2 separate regions of the Mus musculus genome follow, and region 2 is linked to region 1. A link is a contact called in ENCODE Hi-C or POLR2A ChIA-PET data. All regions are on one chromosome and are shown on one strand. Each heading gives the region's core, a stretch centred on a gene start or an enhancer-like site at or near the end of the contact. The rest is flanking DNA. Distances are from core to core; before and after follow the strand shown. Region 1 holds the start of Uap1 (UDP-N-acetylglucosamine pyrophosphorylase 1). Region 2 holds the start of Uhmk1 (U2AF homology motif (UHM) kinase 1).

Region 1 (5,377 bases), core at 1,041-3,540:
CACATATACACACATACATATATATATACATATATATGGAAATCCAGTGAAACTCATTAATATGTATAATACATATTATGATAAAAAGAAAGCATCTCATACTCTGATATAACGTTTTTTGTCTGTGTGTTTCTGGGGGTTGAGCTTATATATCCTAAGCAAGTGCTCTTATCTTTGAGCTGCATAGCCAGCCTTATCTGTAGCTTTAGCACACGTGACTATTCTTATCATTGAGCTGTATCCCCAGCCTTATCCGTAGCTTTATCACATCATGTGACTCTTCTGCTTCTCCTTTCATTTTCCCCAGATCTGTTTTCAGCTAATACTCCTCATCGACTACTGTACACGAGTACTCTGTCCTTTCCCTTTCCCTCTGTCAACTGTACCGTGTCCTTGTGCTGTTGTGTTTTGTGTATTTCTCAGTGTTGGTGATCATTTCTTTCCAGGTCTCATAATACCCATCTAAGTATCTGTCCGCCCATTCACCCGTCCACCTATCCAGCTAATAGACAAAACTGTTACCCATTTATTTTTTTAAACTGAGTTGAGCTCACACCACTAAGAATCTGTACCTTTTGGCAGGTACTCCCTTTTGGCACTTCAAATTTCCAAGTGTGTGTGTGTGTGTGTGTGTGTATATATATATATATATATATATAAAACAAAAGCCTTGGAGGCAGAGAACTAAAGGGCAGCCTTCAGAAGTGTTGGGTGGTCCCTCACTCCTTTCTGAAGCTAAGGCCTCTGCTTTCTCTGAGCTCTAATGCTCATCTGAGCCTTTGCTGCTGCACTCACGGCCGTCCCTTAGGAAGAAGGAGCACGTCTCTCCCCTGCCTCTCTCATTGTATTGGAATCCCTTGAAGAAATAGACTCTTGATTCCCCTGTAGAGTCTATTGTAAGTTCTACTGTAGAATAACTCAATAAATAAATACGTTTTGGACAATATGCTCTTTATTGACTGCTGTAGCCGCCAATTTCTTTCTAAGAGAATGCTTCTACCCCAGGGACTTGCACACATAAAGAAGGTCAAGAGATTCTGGGCAACCCCATTGTGGGCAGGCTCTGAATTCTTCACTTAAGACTCGGTACTTTCCAAGCTGGAAGTATGAAAACTAGAGAACACACCCGTGTTGTTAGTCTTGCTCCAGGAAGGCACACCTACCACTATCAACAGCACTGTGGGTGCCATTTACAGCTTCTCAGGCGACGTGGCGTTCTGACAGGATTCCAGAGAGCATGCAAGGCTAAGGCCAAGCAAATACTGCTAATAATATATCATGTCCTTCCTTGATCCTGTTCCACCAAGCTGTTTATCCATCTAATCTCTCAAAGCCACAAAGGTGCCTTAACAGATGGGCAACTACGTTTTTATTTACAAATGATACCCCTTGTTAAATGATATTTCTAAATGACATAAATTGATAGTAAAGTCTGGATTAAAAATGAATACGCAAGAATGACTAAGAAAACACTGAAAATGTAAAATGAGGAAGCCTATCCACCTGATGGAAAACATCCTGATATGTTAAATTTAGTTGCTTTTGACATCTCAACAAATTGGACTCTCGTTTCAAAACCTGCAAAAACCCAACATAATAGCTCTAAATATAAATGCAACTTCATAACACTGAGATTATAGCCTGCACATGCACATCTGCTGCCTATGCTGTAACAGGACAGTTGAATTTTAGCTCTCCTCTCCTAGCTAAGTTCTTGCTCTCTGGGCCGGTTCTCCCTGACTGGCACATTTTGCATGGCCTCGGGTCATCTAATCCCTTTTGATTGCATTTCGTTCACTAGTCGCTGTGCAAAAGGCAACCCGGCTGTGTCGACACCCAAGAGACTCCGAAGACAATGGCAGAGGAAGCCCGGGTCACTGGCAAACAGGTATGTGGAGAATTAGAGACAAAATCAGCTAGCTTAAGGTCACAGGCCTGCCTTGGAGGGATCTCTGCCTAGAAACCGGCGGGTCTTTCCCAACCACACCCGTGGGCGTTCGGAAATCCGTCACTTGAAGACTCACTGCCAGCGCCGCGCTCCCTACCAGGCGCTCTGATCCGCCCCGGGTGACCGAGAGGACCCGCCCTGCAGTTTGTCCTTAAGGTGGCGCCTGGCCTCACCTCCCCGCGAAGCCGCGCGCGTAGCCGGCCCCGCCCCTGCTAGTGCGTGGGGGGCGGTACCACAGACTGACAGGATCCTTGGCCATCCTATTGGGCAAGAGTCTGAGTGACGTAAAGAGGCTCCTCCTTCCTGTCGCCGGTGCCCGCCCCTTTGGCTGTTCTCGGTCGCTGACGTGTCGGGCCGGCAGGCTTCCGCTCCGCCCCTGGGCCGCAGCCACTCACCGCGGCGGGAGGGGCCGGGTGGCCGGGGCCCGCGCTCCCCTCGGCCGCTGCTCGTGGCCCGCCCCGCCGCCCCGGCCCCTCGGATGACAGTATATATTCCAGGCGGGCGCGGGACACGGGCGAGTAGCCGAGCCGAAGGAGCCGCGGGATTGTCGAGGGAGGTAGGGACCCCCTTCACGCGCGCGCTCCCATGCCTAGCGCGGGGACCCGGCTACGCGTTGCCGCACCTTGCTCGGCGTCCGCTGCTCGGAGCTCCGGAGAGGCGTGGGCTGTGTCGCGGCGGGGCGGGGATGCGCGCGCGGAGGGTCTTGGGGGAGACCTGAGGGAGGAGGCTTGGGTGATGATGGAGTTCCCGGCGCTTGTCAGCGCTGTTTTTGAGTTGGGGGAAGAGGAGCCAGGAGGGTTTCAGGCTAGGGCCCGGGCATAGTTGTGCCACTTCTGGGGTTCACCGGTGGGAATAAGTGATCGCTGTTACTGTTGGGAAAGCGCGTTGGGGTGTTTTGAACCCACGAGGGTAAGAATTGATAGTTCCGACCAGGACAGTGGATCCCAATGGGGGATGTGACTAGCACAGGACCCGCTTGCCTTCGCTTGATACTGATAGTGAGAGAGGTTCAGATTTCAGGGTTTTCCCCTCAGTTGGACTGGAGGAACGGTGAGGCTGAGAGCACACATATGCTCTAGAAGATTTTTTAAAAGTTTGGTGTGAAGGCTGACTGGCCTTCATCGGCATACTATGAGATCTGATATCCGATGGTAATGATCATGCATTTATGAGAGGCACAAGTTTAAGGACTTGGAGGTGAAGTTCACTGGGCTTGGATCCAAGAGTTTGCAGCAAACCAAAAGCATTTATCCATTTCGTTATTAGTTGACTCACTTGGCTGAGGGAAAAGACTTCATAGTCTGTCCTGTTAGTTAGTGGTTAGGACTCAAGTCAGTCTCAGTACCATTCCTCCCCACCCCCACCCCAGCCCCTCCCCTCCCCTCTTTTTTCCTGTTTCGTTTGTTTGTTTGTTTGTTTCCGAGACAGGGTTTCTCTGTGTAGCTTTGGTTGTTGGAACTCACTCTGTAGACCTGGCTGGCCCAGAATTCAGAGATCCATTTACCTTAAAGATATGTACCGCCACTGCCTGGCTCCATGTGTCCCCCCCACCCCACCCCCACCCCCCAAAGCGATTTACTAACCCACCCTGAGGACATATAGCAGCAGAGGTGGGGGTGGAATTGGGAAATACTGGACGTCCTTAATGTGGCATTTAAATTCTAATAAAGGCATGTTTGATAATGGTTTGTTGGGTATGTTGATCCAGGTGTGTTAGGTTGTAGGCACACACCAAATTTAGTCATAATTTCTAGTGCAGACTTTTGTTCTTAGTATAAAAATCCACGTCTTTTTAATTCTCTTCTCTATTGCTGTATACCATTTGAATTTAGTTACACACACACAGCTCTCAAGAAAAATGAGTAGGAGATGCAGTACTATGGTTATCGCTGTGTCAGGTAAATATAACCGTATTTATTATGAATGTTACACAACACATAAATGGACAGATTTGATTTTGGTAATAAGATTTGTGGATTGCTGGTGTTCTGGGACCAGATATCAAAGTTTACAATGAGTTGTTTTATTTGCATGAGTATGTTTTTCTCCAAGCACCCAAAGTACTACCCAGTACTTACTGAATGAGCTAGCTAGCTAGGTTGCGCTCTCTCTCTCTTTCTCCTTTTTCTGAGACAGGGTTTCTCTGTGTAGCTCTGGCTGCCCTAAAACTCATTCTGTAGATCAATCAGGCCTCAAACTCAGAGATCCACCAGCCTCAGCCTCTGCCTCTGCCCAGACCACCCTGGCCGGGAACTCACAGAGATTTGTCTACCTCTTCAGTGCTGGGATTAGCGGAGTGAGCCTCCTCTGCCCAGCTTTGAATGACTTTTAAAGGAACAGTTCTACCTAATATTTACCATAGTATGTGTGCGTGTACTTTTAGTAGAAGAGGCCTCTTTGCTTTTTAATCTTCAGGATATATGAAAAAGGCCGGGTCGTCTTCATGAGGAAATACATACACCAGGGAAGTGAAATTATTTGCACAGTGTCAAATGATGGGCAGGGGACAACTGGAGCAAGGAACCACAAACTAGGGGGACTTCTTTGGTTGCATGTGTCCCTAGTGATCTGACTACAACATGCTTCCTCCAGTGCTCACAAAAACAGTGCTGAACATGAGACCCCGGGAATCATTCCTTGGAAAATAATACAAATCTACCTCTCCCTACTGTCTTATTTTTTGAGAATTTTGTACATGTTCTTATTAAATGCTTTTTTAAAAAGTGATATAACAAGCCTTTAATCCCAGCACTCGGGAGGCAGAGGCAGGTGGATTTCTGAGTTCGAGGCCAGCTTGGTCTACAAAGTGAGCTCCAGGACAGCTAGGGCTATAAAGAGAAACCCTGCCTCGAAAAACCAAAAAAAAAAAAAAAAAAAGAAAAAAGAAAAAAAAAAGTGATATAACTCTTGAAACCTAGATGTCAACTGAATTTTTTTTTTTCTTTTGGTTTTTTGAGACGGTTTCTCTGTGTAGCCCTGGCTGTCCTGGAACTCTCTCTGTAGATCAGGCTGGCATTGAACTCAGAGATGTGTCTGTCTTTGCCTCCTGAGTGCTGGGATTAAAGGCAAGCATCAGCACCACCCAGCTGAAATACCTTGTAACAGCCTAGAAAGTGTCCAAGCTCGGAGTCCTGGCTCCCTCACCTTTGGGTCCCCCTCTGGTTGGAGGAGTTCATTTCGACCGTGATTGATTTGTCCCCGTTGATTACCATGAGAGATTGATCACATAACCCTAGGGTTATGAACTAGTGCTTTGCTGTCTAGTCAGTAGTTTCTCTCTGGATGCTTGATACGTGGATGAAGTTGACCCAAAGTAAAGAATGGAGTCTCTAATCACCATGTGTTCCTAAATCTGTCCTGTCAACCTTTTCTTGACACTTGGTGAATGGTATCATGTTACCGTATTGGGCTGTTTCGATTGGACCTAAG
Region 2 (5,377 bases), core at 2,153-4,652, 40 kb before region 1:
GTCCCCATAATCTATGTGAATCTAAACCCTATAAAAATTTCAAGTCTCTTCTGAGACTTACTGTACTTTTTGAGCGATGTAGAGTTCTTAACCTCCCTGCTCTTGTCTCCACCTTGTGGTTGGAGTGTTGATAAGCAGGGGAAAGATGGTGAGCTAAACCAAGGAAACCCCTAGTGCTGGGTAAATTAGTCATGCACCACCATGGTCTGTTTGGTACTGAGCATACTTTAATGGCATATCTTTTCTGATGTGTTTGTTTCATGGGGAAGGGGTGGGTGGCAGAGAGAGAGGGTAGGCAGTCTTTTCTTTTGACTATGTTAGAGCAGAGCTTAATGCAAGAATGATTGATTTTCTTAAGAACAATAATTTGATATGCACGAATAAATTTTTTTATTCTACCCACCCCACATAGCAATACTAATGAGGAAGAGAATGACTGTATTTTTCACTCCTTTAAAATGTGGCAGAGCAGGATGAGGAGAGCTTGTGAGGAATCTTAGTCCTCTTTTTTAAAAACTCGACCATCTGTCTATGTGGAGGCAAGGAAAATGACTTCCCAGTCTCGCTGCTCTCTTCTCCAACTTCTGGTAGAAGCATTGGTAAATAGCAAAATTGGGTTTTAGCACCTGCCCCAAGAAACCAAAAAGCCTTACATAAAAATATTATTTATATTCAGAAGCATAGGCGAGAATCGGTTCCAGAGTTAACTGCTCAGCTTTTAACCCTAAGTCTTTGACTTTTTCGTCATGCACATGGCATTAAACACATGACTTCCAAATTCAGTATCCATTTCTCCTACTATAAAACACTAATGGGTTGTTATGGAGACTGAAAGAAATACCATGTTCCTGTCACAGAATAAGCATAACTGGAATTTAGATTGTTTGTAATGATGGCAGTCCACTCTCAGATGCTGGGGCAGATCAGATTGAGAGGGCTCAAACATATCTTCTTTCTTGGGACTCATGATGGTGCACCACCTCTTCTACTTCTAGCAAGTCCTAGCTGTCCTCCTGCCCCTACAGGTCCTACTACTAGCACTGAGGTTACAGGCATGCCTCCCATGCTTGGTTGTTTTGTTTTACATAGGTGCTCTGGATTTGAACTTAGGTTTACAGGGAGGGAGTCTCTGCATTTAACAGATTAGTGAATATAAATCCATAGTTTAGGAAGTTAGTTCCATTGTCTCACATCATCTTCAAGTTTCTACATGCTAAGAATTTAGCAGCTCTGTGTGTGTGTGTGTGTGTGTGTGTGTGTGTGTGTGCACAAGACAGGATCTAAGGCATGGTTATCTCTCTACCAAATCAGCTTCTGTGATCCAATATCCCACACCGTTTGCTTAAATAAAAGACTTTGTAGAAGAGCTAGTAGCAGGAGATGGGGACCTAATGATTCACAGTTGCCAACTTTAGTTCTGGCTACTTCCTTCTGAAATTGGAGCATGGTGGATGCTAAGGTCAAGCCCCACTCCCTCTTCATCTCATGTCATTTGGTCAGTTAGTGGTCCTCGGGTTATGAGCTGTTATTTGTATTCAGTCATGATGAGGTTATCTGTGTGAATCTGAGTGGTTTGTGAATGGTGATTTGTATGGCCACTTGCGTTAACACAAGTTAACAAGTAGACTAACAAGAGGACTATGGATATAAGAACTAAAATGAACTGGTAGATTGTCAGGGGCTGAAGGAAAGAGGAGTTGGCAGCTTGTTTAATTAGAAGAGAGATTAGTTTCTACAAGATGTATGGAACAAGTTCCTCAGATGTTTGTTGATAATGTTTGCACAAGGTCAAAATATTTTATATTACCTATACACTTAAAAATGACTAATGTGGTAAATGCTACACTGTGCATATTTATATGCATAAAAGCTCTTGTGTTTTTAAAACATTAAGATTCTTTAATCAAATAGGCACCCTGCCCCCCCCCAGTAAGAAGTCTGGAGGATGGTTTTAGGAAGCACAATGGATTTCTACCAAGCTGTCAAGGATCCAGAAACCTTTTGCATTTCTTCTGGGTCATGAATGATCTAGACTTGCGTTTATTTGTCCCTATACACCCAGTTTCCTCTTCTTCCATTAGTTATGAATTTTATGTGAATTTTCTAGCTTGTCTGGAGCTAGCTTGGGTCATATGACTAGGTAAGCACTAGCTAATGGGATACGACCAGAAAACTCAGTACCATTTTGGCTATTTTTGTGCTTCTTTGGTCTCTTTCCCCATTCTCAAAACCATGAAATGCTGAAAGACAAGGCAAACACATAGGTCACAAAGATAAAAGTCCACTGAGATTGGCAGAACCCTGCATTATTAATTGTAGAAGGGAATGCTTCCATATCTAAGACAACATACTTTGGGCTTTTTGGCACAATAGATCACATCCAATTAATATATTAATATGTTGCTTTTATTCTCTCAGTTGCTTCATAAACAGGATGACTAATCTGTCTTTATTTTTTGTTTTGCTTTTTAAGATTTATTTATTTCTATATACACTGAAATTCTGCCTGCATGTTTGTGTAAGAGTGCCAGATGCTCTGGGACTTGAGTTATAGACACTCGTGAGTTGCCATGTGGATGCTGGGAATTGAACCCTGATCTGGAAGAGCAGTCAGTGCTCTTAGCTGCTAAGCCATTTCTCTAGCCCCAACTAATCTGTCTTTAGCTTTACGCTTATTTTCTTAAGCAGGAGATAGGAAGTAACAGGGAAGAAAACACAACATCTAAGTGAGTCAAGTTAGATCTTCCAATAAATCCTTGTTAGTTATGCAGGAAGGTCTTATTGACTAGAGAGAGGGCGTGGTCACAGCCACTTCTGAGAGAGGCCAGGTATTTCTTTTGTGTATATTACTGTTCCAAAGAAAATCGGAGTTATATTAGAAAGGGAGGTGGTAATGATGGATATCAGGAAGATGTGAAAGCACGTAGCTTTCAGCTTGAAACAATAGGTAATAGAAAATAAGATAGCTGCACAAGAGACAAACAGTTCAGTGGCTATGAGGAAATACTGATCTTCCCCAGGACAGGACTTTGGTTCCCATCACCCAAACCCGGCAGCTCACAATCTCCTGTAACTTCAGCACCAAAAGATATTACACCTTCTTCTGACTTCTGCACACATGAGGAACAAATACACAAATATATAAATACAAATATAATAACTCTTTAAAGATAAATAAAACAAAAAAATCAATAATCATATATTTTGCTGGAGCCAGGGCCTTCCTTGCGCATTCAAGGCAAGCACTTTACTACTGTGCTACACCCCATCTCTAATAATTAAGTTTAATATCTCAGTTGTTTTGTGCTAAACAATTTTCCCCCTGGAGGCCCCGCCCCTCTTAGGCCCGCCTCCTTCAGCCTCTAGGATTGGCTTTCCCCCACTTCCGGCTGGGTCCGAGTGCACTCCGGCTTCCGGTGTCATGGCGGCCTGAGGTCCGGGGAGTCGGTCGGAGCGCTGCAGGCCCCTCCCTGCGGAGCGGCGGGTCCGGGCGGGGATGTGACGGCGGGCGCCGCGGGCCTGCCTGGCGCGTCGTGTCGGCTCGCGTGTCCTCGGCCCAGCCCGCACCATGGCGGGGTCCGGCTGCGCGTGGGGCGCCGAGCCGCCGCGCTTCCTGGAGGCCTTCGGGCGGCTGTGGCAGGTCCAGAGCCGCCTGGGCAGCGGCTCGTCGGCCTCGGTGTACCGGGTGCGGTGCTGCGGTACCCCGGGCTCGCCCCCCGGCGCCCTCAAGCAGTTCCTGCCTCCGGGAACCACCGGGGCTGCGGCCTCGGCCGCGGAGTATGGTTTCCGCAAAGAGAGGGCGGCGCTGGAGCAGTTGCAGGGTCACAGGAACATCGGTAATTGTGGCTGTCCCCCATGTCCTGCCCATGTCCCGGCTCAAGCATAAGCGTCCTCCGCCTGGCCCCCGGTCTTTGGTCCTGTAGGTGGGAGGAGAGGATCGGGCCTCACTAGTTGTCACGCGATGCAGGTCCCTTTTCAGTCCACCTTTCCTTTGCAGCTGTCTGAGGTATACGGTGGAAGTGATTATTACATAGCAAATGCTTAGTAAAGTCCAGTTTGCTTAGGTTTTCATCCGGTAGTTAGAAAGTGAAAGGCATGAGTTTGCCAGGTTGTCATGTCTTGAGTGGAAAATTTTGCATCTTTTCCAAATGGAAAATATTCTAGGGCATCCAGTGCCATCATTGACATCAAATGACATACTACTGAGAACGGAAAAAAAAATACATATTTCGTGTGAATTTGGGAGAGGGAACCCAGTGTTACCTAGAAGTTAATGGAAGTGTGATATTTAAGAGCACAGCGTTTGCTTCAGTAAGACTTTCATGACTCAGAGATTTAGAATGTAAGCTTGTTTGGGCCACAGATATATGGAAGCAGTCCTCGTTGCTAATCCACGTACAGGCAGAGAGCTTGTAAGCGGTTATAACTTTGGTTAGTAAAGAAGCGTCATAGATCTTGGCAAATAGAACCCATGTGTAGCTTGAAGAAAGTGTTTGTTTATTTATTTATTTATTTATTTATTTATTTATAATACTACATTGATAGAATGTCCTAATGCTAGTGTGTTTTTCTTTTTTTTCCTTAATCTTACTAAGCGGTATATCACTATAGCTTTGGTGTTTGACAGGAACATTTTTTGCATGCCTCAGTACTTGTTGAATCTCTTGCGTGATTACATTAGAATGTTATTTGTAATTGATGTATATAATATGTGTGTGTGTATATATATATATATATACACGTATATATATGTGTGTGTGTGTGTATACATATGTCTATGTATATACACATATATGTATGTGTGTATATATATATATACACACACATGTACACACACACACATATATATATACATATATATATATATATGTATATATATATATATGAGCATAGAATGCTGTTTTGGATCAGGCAACCTTCAATTTGCTCTTAAGGGTTACTTAATATCATAGGTTTTTAAAGTAATTTTATCTTAAGACCTTAAGGGCATATTCACCCACCACTGAGTGTTGAGTTCTTGGTGAAACACAGGTTGAATAATTGTGCCATATATCGCCATACTTTATTTTATTTAACCCGGCTGTCCAAAGATAATGCTCGCTCCCTGGAAGAATAGTGGAAGTTTCTTGCTTATCATTGTCATTTTTATCCGTGGGGTGGGGTTGTGTGGGTGTGTCTCAGTGGTTAGAGAGCCTTTGCTGTTCTTGCAGAGGCCCGGAGCTCAGTTCCCAGTGTTTCCAGGGATTTGGGTGCCTACTGCCTTGGTGGCCAAATGACACTGGGGTAACGCTCGAGGAATTTTTCATTAGACTTTAAAAGAAAAACCCCAGGGCAGGCAAGCCTTAAATCTCAGTAACTGCTCTGAGGAGGGGAAAAT

What was found. Hi-C counts contacts between places; a loop is a spot of excess contacts on that map. ChIA-PET counts read pairs that join two places held with the same protein, here RNA polymerase II (POLR2A).
Region 2: a map of gastrocnemius shows a loop between it and region 1 (4-fold over the local background). The contact joins the promoter of Uhmk1 here to the promoter of Uap1 in region 1. A Hi-C loop is called at or near these places in 4 of 37 maps with a recorded cell type or tissue (T-helper 2 cell, gastrocnemius and heart). POLR2A ChIA-PET finds 5 or more read pairs at or near these places in 2 of 5 experiments (Patski and embryonic stem cell).

What each region holds. Positions count from the first base shown.
Region 1 is chr1:170,171,877-170,177,253 of GRCm38, reverse strand. It overlaps Uap1 (UDP-N-acetylglucosamine pyrophosphorylase 1), which reads left to right and starts at 2,290. Exons shown (of 11, transcript NM_001305045.1): 1 at 2,290-2,504.
Region 2 is chr1:170,213,432-170,218,808 of GRCm38, reverse strand. Uhmk1 (U2AF homology motif (UHM) kinase 1) reads left to right here and starts at 3,402. Exons shown (of 8, transcript NM_010633.4): 1 at 3,402-3,836. The coding sequence starts at 3,569.